Linked DNA regions of Homo sapiens: region 2 is linked to region 1. The links are chromatin loops, found by intact Hi-C in ENCODE. Cell type or tissue: gastrocnemius medialis. All regions are shown on one strand.

What was found. Hi-C counts contacts between places; a loop is a spot of excess contacts. Peaks named below come from ENCODE experiments on the same cell type or tissue, not always from the same donor. Only the 100,000 strongest peaks of a DNase experiment are listed, where the experiment ranks them.
Region 2: a loop joins it to region 1, with 4 times the contacts of the local background. A loop is called at or near these places in 1 of 110 quality-filtered maps.

Annotation. Positions count from the first base shown.
Region 1 is chr11:4,042,158-4,046,157 of GRCh38, reverse strand. All of the region lies in intron 3 of STIM1 (stromal interaction molecule 1), which reads right to left. Among named protein-coding and RNA genes, the nearest start is that of RRM1, 51 kb to the left of the region's middle. In gastrocnemius medialis, CTCF peaks have their summits at 1,361 and 1,570; DNase peaks (open chromatin) are centred at 600 and 1,917; H3K27ac peaks cover 4,000 bases.
Region 2 is chr11:3,924,564-3,928,563 of GRCh38, reverse strand. All of the region lies in intron 1 of STIM1 (stromal interaction molecule 1), which reads right to left. Among named protein-coding and RNA genes, the nearest start is that of PPIAP40, 33 kb to the right of the region's middle. In gastrocnemius medialis, no CTCF peak of the experiment used is centred here; no DNase peak of the experiment used is centred here; H3K27ac peaks cover 3,246 bases.

The DNA of each region.
Region 1 (4,000 bases):
AGGAGGCAGAGGTTGCAGTGAGCTGAGATCGCACCACTGCACTCCAGCCTGGGCGACAGACTGAGGCTGTCTCAAAAAAAAAAAAAAAAAAAAAAAAAGGTAGCTCACGCCTGTAATCCCAGCACTTTGGGAGGCCGAGGTGGGTGGATCACTTTGAGGTCAGGAGAGTTCGAGACCACCCTGGCCAACATGGTGAAACCCTGTCTCTACTAAAAATACAAAAATTAGCTGGGCATGGTGTCACGTGCCTGTAATCCCAGCTACTCGGGAGGCTGAGGTGGAAGGATCACTTGAACCTGGGAGGCGGAGGGCTGCAGTGAGCTGAGATCTCACCACTGCACTCCAGCCTGGGCAACAGAGCAAAACTTCGTCTCAAAAAAAAAAAAAAAAAAAAAGAAGTGTTGAGGGATGGACTTGGTGGCTCATGACTATAATCCCAGCACATAGGGAGGCTGAGACAGGTGGATCGCCTGAGCCCAGAAATTCAAGGCCAACCTGGGAAATATGACAAAACCCATCTCTACAAAAAAATATTAAAAAATTAGCCAGGTGTGGTAGTACATGCCTATAGTCCTAGCTACTCAGGAGGCTGAGGTGGGAGGATCACGTAAGCCTGGAAGGCAGAGGTTGCAGTGAGCTGAGATTGCAACACTGTACTCCAGCCTGGGTGACAGAGCAAGACCCTGACTCAAAAAAAAAAAAAATGCTGATGGAAGTTAAATGGACTAGAACGTATTATTCCTGAAAATGAATATATATCCTAACGCATTGCAGATGTTATCATTTACTATGGTCTGGAGTGTCAGGTAATGAAGGCATAAGAGAGTGACACACAGATATAAGGCAGACAGACAAGTGCTAGCCTGTAAAGTACAGAGAACAACACACTCCTGCCACTGCTGCCAAGGGAAGTCGACCTCATCCAGCACAAAGGGGCCTTTCTGCTTGGAGTGTAGTGGAAAGAAGGCTACTTTTTTATTGCTAGAAGGCCTGAGGCCAGCAGTACATCAAGGGCCTTTTGTCTACTGGGAGGATGCCTTGATACAAGTCTGGGCATAGAATCTTGGCATGCAGAAACTCCTCTATCAGCACCCTACACCACAGTGGTGACAGGCAGAAGTCACTCTAGACCAGAGTTTCTGAGCCTCTGCCCCAATGACATTTTAGATGAGATAATCCTTCGTTGTGGAGGCTGTCCTGTGCATTGCAGGATGTTTAACAACATAGATGCCAGTAACATGCTGCCAATCATGACAATTAAAAAATGTCTCCAGATATTGTTCAACATCCCATGGAAGGGAAAAACTGCCCCCAGCTGAGAACCACTGCTCTAAACACTGCATTAAGTGAGGCACGGGGTTGCCAAGGGGGCCAATACACTCCACTGAAGATGGACTCTAGAATAATCGCTCCTACATAGCTAAGCTGTAGGGGAAAAGGAGAATAGCTTCAGCATGTCAGACCAAACCTCAAGATTGTTTTGGTTTGTTTGTTGTTGTTGTTTTTATCTGCATATATCATTCTGTTACCTAGGCAGATGCCCTATCTAGGTAGGGTTTGGCAGCATGGTGTCCACCTGGAGTCACTATAGTCTGAACAAAACAAGCCAGGATGAGCTGTATCCTCTATAACATCTGTATCTCAGATAGCAACCCTGAGTTCCAGCATGAAGATCTCATTCAACAGACCAGCTGATATATCAGGGCTCCCTGTCCCCAAGGTTCAAGCACCTAAAAGTTAAAAGTCTTGTTCTGTTTTCCATTCCAAAGAGAAGATAGGAAGAATCCCTGGGCCAGAGTGAGGAAGAAGGCAACAGCAAGTACAGAGAGCTGTGGCTATCAGTGACAGGCTGCAGAATTTGGCAAGGAGAGCTTAGTACAGATACAGACTCCAAATGACTCATATGTCCAAATCCCAGGAGGACATGCAAGCAAGAGTCAATGTCCTAATGTCATAAGTCTCCCATCCCCTGAGCCTGTCCATGTGGCCCCTAGCCAGATCAAAGACTACACCTCTGGGCAAAATGACAAACAATGCTACACCGAATCAGAGAAGGCTAACCCCTGGAGTTCTACACAACAAACCATCCTTCACAAGAGAGACACACAGGGTGACTTAACTCCTATCTTTTTTTTCTTTTTTTTTGAGGCGGAGTCTACTATGTCGCTAGGCTGGAGTGCAATGGTACAATCTCAGCTCACTGCAACCTCCGCCTCCCAGGTTCAAGCGATTCTCCTGCCTCAGCCTCCCGAGTAGCTGGGATTACAGGCACGTGCCACCACGCCCAGCTAATTTTTGTATTTTTAGTAGAGACAGGGTTTCACCATGTTGGCCAGGATGGTCTCAATCTCCTGACCTCGTGATCCGCCCACTTTGGCCTCCCAAAGTGCTGGGATTACAAGCATGAGCCACCACGCCCAGCCATCTCCAATCTTTTTAATGACATAATCTACCTGTAAAAAAAAAGCTTTGTACACACATTGCCAATATACGTATATGTGTTTATAAATTAGATTCATTTACTAACATTAGATAGATTGTAAAACACACATAAAAATTAAACAATGAGATAAAAATAAGTACAACATAAATACCACCTCTAGTATCTTCTTCGAATGAACAAATGATGGCAATCTGTGGGTCCTGGATCACTTGTTGTCCATCCCATCAGTATTTATATTATGTTTTCTCACAAAAAAGTATCACTTACCCCCACAGACTACTTACGGAGGTAAAGGGGGGAGGTATAAAAAAATTAAAAAGTACTAATGACACATATCCACAAAGAATCCCAGAAACTGGTGTCCAGTTAGCATCTTGGGTAGTAAAGATATACCCTGGTCTCCATACTATGTTTTATAGAAAGGAACAGACCTTTTATGATTAAGAACAATTTTCATGTAAAAATCAATAAAACCTCCTGTTTTATTCTGAGGTAGCTACAAAAACTAAAGTTATTAAAGACTGCCAAACCCCTGGCATTTTAGAACACTGATTTTTTATTTTAGGATATATTACAAAAAAACACTGAATTTGAAGCTGGAAGACCTTGCCTATCCTATCTGCCATGAACTAGCTTGCGTAAATCACTTAACCATTATGAACCTCAATTTCCCCTTCTGTAAAATATTCATTTTGCTATTCAACAAGCATTTATTTCGTTCTATTCTGAGACCAGGCACTAGGAATAGAGCGGTGATCAAGAGAGAGATCCCTACTCCCATGTAGCTTACAATTTAGCAATATCTGTCTCCCAGAGTTGTTGAATTAAATGAGTTAATGTGTTTGAGATGCCTAGGATTTAATACAAACTCAGTAGTAACTTTTTCTTCATATGTACCTTCATTCAAAAAGGGGTAGATATTAAGGACTGGTCAGAATCTGGATGGACAGAGATGCAGATCTGCCAGAAGAAAGAATCGTGAACAAAGACAAAGAGCTATAAGATGTGAAGCATGCTCAGAGAACACTGACTCTAGTTTGTCTGGAGTCCAAGAGTTATATATAGGGTCAAGGAGAATGAGGTATTGCTGACACCAAATGACAAAGGTCCTTGAAAACAAGTGGTCTCAAACTCCAAAATAATATATTCATTAGGGGGAAAAAACATTTATTGAGCAGCTACTACTTGCCAGGCACCACTCTAGGAGTAAAGATACAACAATACACAAAACAGTCACAGATCCCATGGTGCTTATATTTTGGTGGAGGGAGACAAAATAAAACACTATAAACAAATAATTATATGTCAGATGGTGATAAGTATAATAAAGAACAATTAAGCCATAAGGGGTTAAGGGGATAAAAAATAGTCCTATATTGTATTAGGTCAGATTAGGGAAGGCCTCTCTGATGAAGTGATATTTGAGCAGAAAATGAAATAAAAGGTATGAGGCATGTGGACATTTGGGGGAAGGGCATACCAGGCAGAAGGAACAGTATACTCCCTAGCACTTGAGCTATAGCAATACATCCAGGGATGTGCCAGGGCAAACACTTG
Region 2 (4,000 bases), 120 kb after region 1:
TAAAGATACGCCAAGTGAGTTTAAAAAACAGAATAGCAGCCGAGCGTTGTGGCTCACATCTGTAATCCCAGCACTTTGGGAGGCCGAGGTGGGTGGATCACCTGAGGTCAGGAGTTCAAGACCAGCCTGGCCAACACGGTGAAACTTCGTCTCCACTAAAAATACAAAAAATTAACTGGGTGTGGTGGCACACACCTGCAGTCCCAGCTACTCAGGAGGCTGAAGCAGGAGAATCACGTGAACCTGAGTGGCAGAGGTTGCACTGAGCCGAGATTGCACCACTGCACTCCAGCCTGGGCGACAAAGTGAGACTCTGTCTCAAAAAAAAAAAAAAAATGGACTGTTACGCAGGATTACATCTGTATTAACATATCGAAAGAAAAAATATGTCCTTCCTTAGGGAGATCAGTCAACCATGAAAGCTGAGAAAAAGCAGAGTAACAGACACATATTGGCAGTACCCATCATTCTTTCATTCCACAAAAGGTTTACTAAGCACTTACTTTATTTCAGGCACAAATCTAGGCCCTGGGAATAGGGTGATCTTAACACCCACAAGGGGAGAAGAAGCCAACAAAGTTTAAATACTTCATTTGCTTTCCCATGACCTTTCTATCTGTATTGCAAGACAAATGCATCAGGCTATTGTAGCTGCTATATCCACAGGGTTCTTAGTTGCAAGAACAACTTAGATTGCAAATTTAGCAACCCAGCTGATTTTGGCTAGTTTGAGGAGAAAAAGAACTTATCAAAAGAGTAACTCAGACTTACAAGGAGAAGTGAAAAACCAGGGATTGATGCCGAGAACAACGCCTAAAACTAAGTAGCAGAACTAATCTGATCAGGATGCCTCTGCTTCCACTGCCAACCTCCACTATCTCTAGCCACTGTAATATAACCGGCCCTGCTGCCCCAGGAACTCAATTTGCTACCTGCACCACCATCACTGCACCCTGCTTCTTTGCATCACAGCTCTTCAGAGTCAAAGTCCATGATGAGTGGCTAAGACCAAAAGAGCCTAGGGCAAACTGCGAAAAAGGTTACAAGTAAGTAGCTGGCATTTTAGGTAAAGAAATTCCTTAAACACAGGAAAGGGTAATAAATATTCACTTCAGCCACTTTGGCATTATACACAAAACACTGGATTCACCTAATGAATGTCCCTAATTCAGACCCTATGTTCAATATAACCTTCGTGATTAGGATGTTTGTGTTCCATGGTGCCATCCAGAGGTAGAAAATGTACAGGTCATTAACAACATAGGGCATCCAGTATATGTGACAGTTCTACTTCCTGAGGTAGACTTAAAAATTGGCATTGTAGTTTTATAAGAACTTAATATAAGTCTGCTCAAAGATAAATAAAGGTTAATATGAGTCTGCTCAAAGATAAATATTCTCAGTGAACTGTGAACTGACCAAATCTGAACCGCCAGAAAGTTAACTAAAAATTAACATTCATTGAGCTCTTCATATGTGCTAGATAGTATGCCAAGCACTTAATATGGATTAACTAATTTTTCATAGCAACCTTAAAAGTTAGATGCCATTCTCCCTATTTAACATAAGAGGAAACTGAGACACAAAGTGGTTAAATGAACTTGCCTAGGAATACACAGCTTATAATAGGAGGAGCCCAGAATTTGAGCCCAGACTGTATGACTCCATACTTAAGCATCTGTCAACTCCCTAAAGTAAATCCCTACCTATTGAGGCCTCTAAGGTGGTAGCTCTCCTCACTGGAGTGGTTCTGGTGGGTTACCTATTGGCAGGAAGACATAGTCCTCTATCCTCCATCCTAAGGTTAAATTCTTGATTTAATTAGCTGCAGATACAAAATTCTATTGGAAGAGAGATGACTGTCCACACAGGATAAAAACAGATAAAGCATCTGAGTAAGGCTTTGCTTAGCCCACAGATTCTCTAATTGCAGCTGCTGGCAGTACTATCCACACAAAGTATTTGCTGGACTTAAAGCTCAATTATTATGATACTACAAACTTTTATTTATATTCAGGGATTATGCCTACATTCAGAATTTGAAAGAATTTACACAAACAGTATGTATTAAGACAGTGGTCTCCAAAGTGGAATGCATAAGACTTTCCAGTGAAGCACAAAAAGAAAAATTAAAACTCTTATTTTATAATTGTTTTTAATCTTAAAATATAAGAATTATGCTTTACCAATGTTAACTGTACTGACTAACAATGGTGCCCTCTCTGGGTCTGTATGTCATGTATTTCGGTATCGCTTACCACATATGAGTTTTCCTGAGAATAGAGATGGGAGCTCCCCAGTGTGCAAGGAAGAACATCAGTATCTGCAGTCACTCATTTGCTTTCAGGGTACTTATAAATTATGGTTTATATTTTTTTCTCAACTAAATCAAACTTTACCACACAAATGATCTTAAGGGATGTTTGCAAATAAATAAATGAATATGAAAAACAACCCCCATAGGTTAAAGATAATATTAAAATTACAAACAAAAATAAATAGCAAGTAACAAAGCTGACCCTTCTATACCTAATATGAGCTCTCTGAGAGCTATATTACAGGACGAAAACAATCTAATTGGTTCAAACAATAAGTTGGCAAAAAAATTCAAAATTATCAAAAGATACTTAGAATACTGTATGGATTTAAATTTATTATTAACAATAAACTAAATCTTTACCGGGCCTGATATATTAAATCAGATGTCAGCAAAACATTTCATGTAAAGGGCCAGACAGTTAATATTTTACAGCCTCTATTATAACTAATTAACTCTGCCACTGTAGTTTAAAAGTAGCCACAATTACATTACATTGTTATTGATTACATTAATCAAATGAATGTGGCTTTGTTCCAATAAAACTTTATTTATACAAGCAGGCATAATTTGTTGACCATTATATTAAATAATGATAAAATAAAGCTATCATGATTAAAAACCATCTAAAAATTATATCTGAAGATAAACTTTTATAATTTTTCTGTAGTGTTTAAAGTCCAAAGATATTCAATCCAGTGCTAAGAAGTCTCTTTATACATGTCCTGCTTAATAATGAAAAACAGGAACATATTATTGGTAAAACATTTATTCTTTCTTATTGCAGTAATAAAGTGGATTAAATAGTACAAAGAAAGCAATATTTTGTTTGTATTGTTTGTTTGTTTGTTTTGAGATGGAGTCTCACTCTGTCGCCAGGCTGGAGTGCAGTGGCACAATCTTGGCTTACTGAAACCTCCGCCTCCCAGGTTTAAGCGATTCTCCTGCATCAGCCTCCTGAGTAGCTGGGACTACAGGCGTGCGCCACCATGCCCAGCTAATTTTTATAGTTTTTGTAGAGACAGGGTGTCACCATGTTGGCCAGGATGGTTTCGATCTATTGACCTTGTGATCCACCTGCATCGGCCTCCCAAAGTGCTGGGATTACAGGCGTGAGCCACCGCAGCCAGCTGGAAAGCAATATTTTTAAAACTGCATTCCTTTGTCAGCAAATACTGTTAGAAAATATATATTAAATATTGTTTAAGATTTGAAAAACAAATATTATTATAAATTATGGAGCATGAGGTATTTTCTAGAAAGTAAGATACAAGTTTTCTTTCATGTGCCAGTTAAGGGTATTTGCTATGTTCTGTTAAATTCTGAAATAAAAAAGGAACTGTCTTTCAAGGGACAGTAAAGGAAAAATGTACAAGAGAAGAAATATCCTCCATAGCATAAGACTTTCTTAGTTGAAATAAGATTTTTTTAAAATGATAGAAAATAAAGTTTTATTTTAAAAATACTTAAGTGTAACCACGAAAAAGTAGCTGCTTCAACTGGAATTTTAAAAGGATTATGGGTAAGATTAAAGAAATAGCACTGCACATGAAATTCTTTCCTGAATTGTTCATAAGCAAGCTATTACAGCAAAGAAATTAAAGCTGGAAGTGTTGAGTACTACAAGGCTTCATTGAAATTGTTTATTTTATAAAAATAAGACCTTTAAAATACAGTAATACT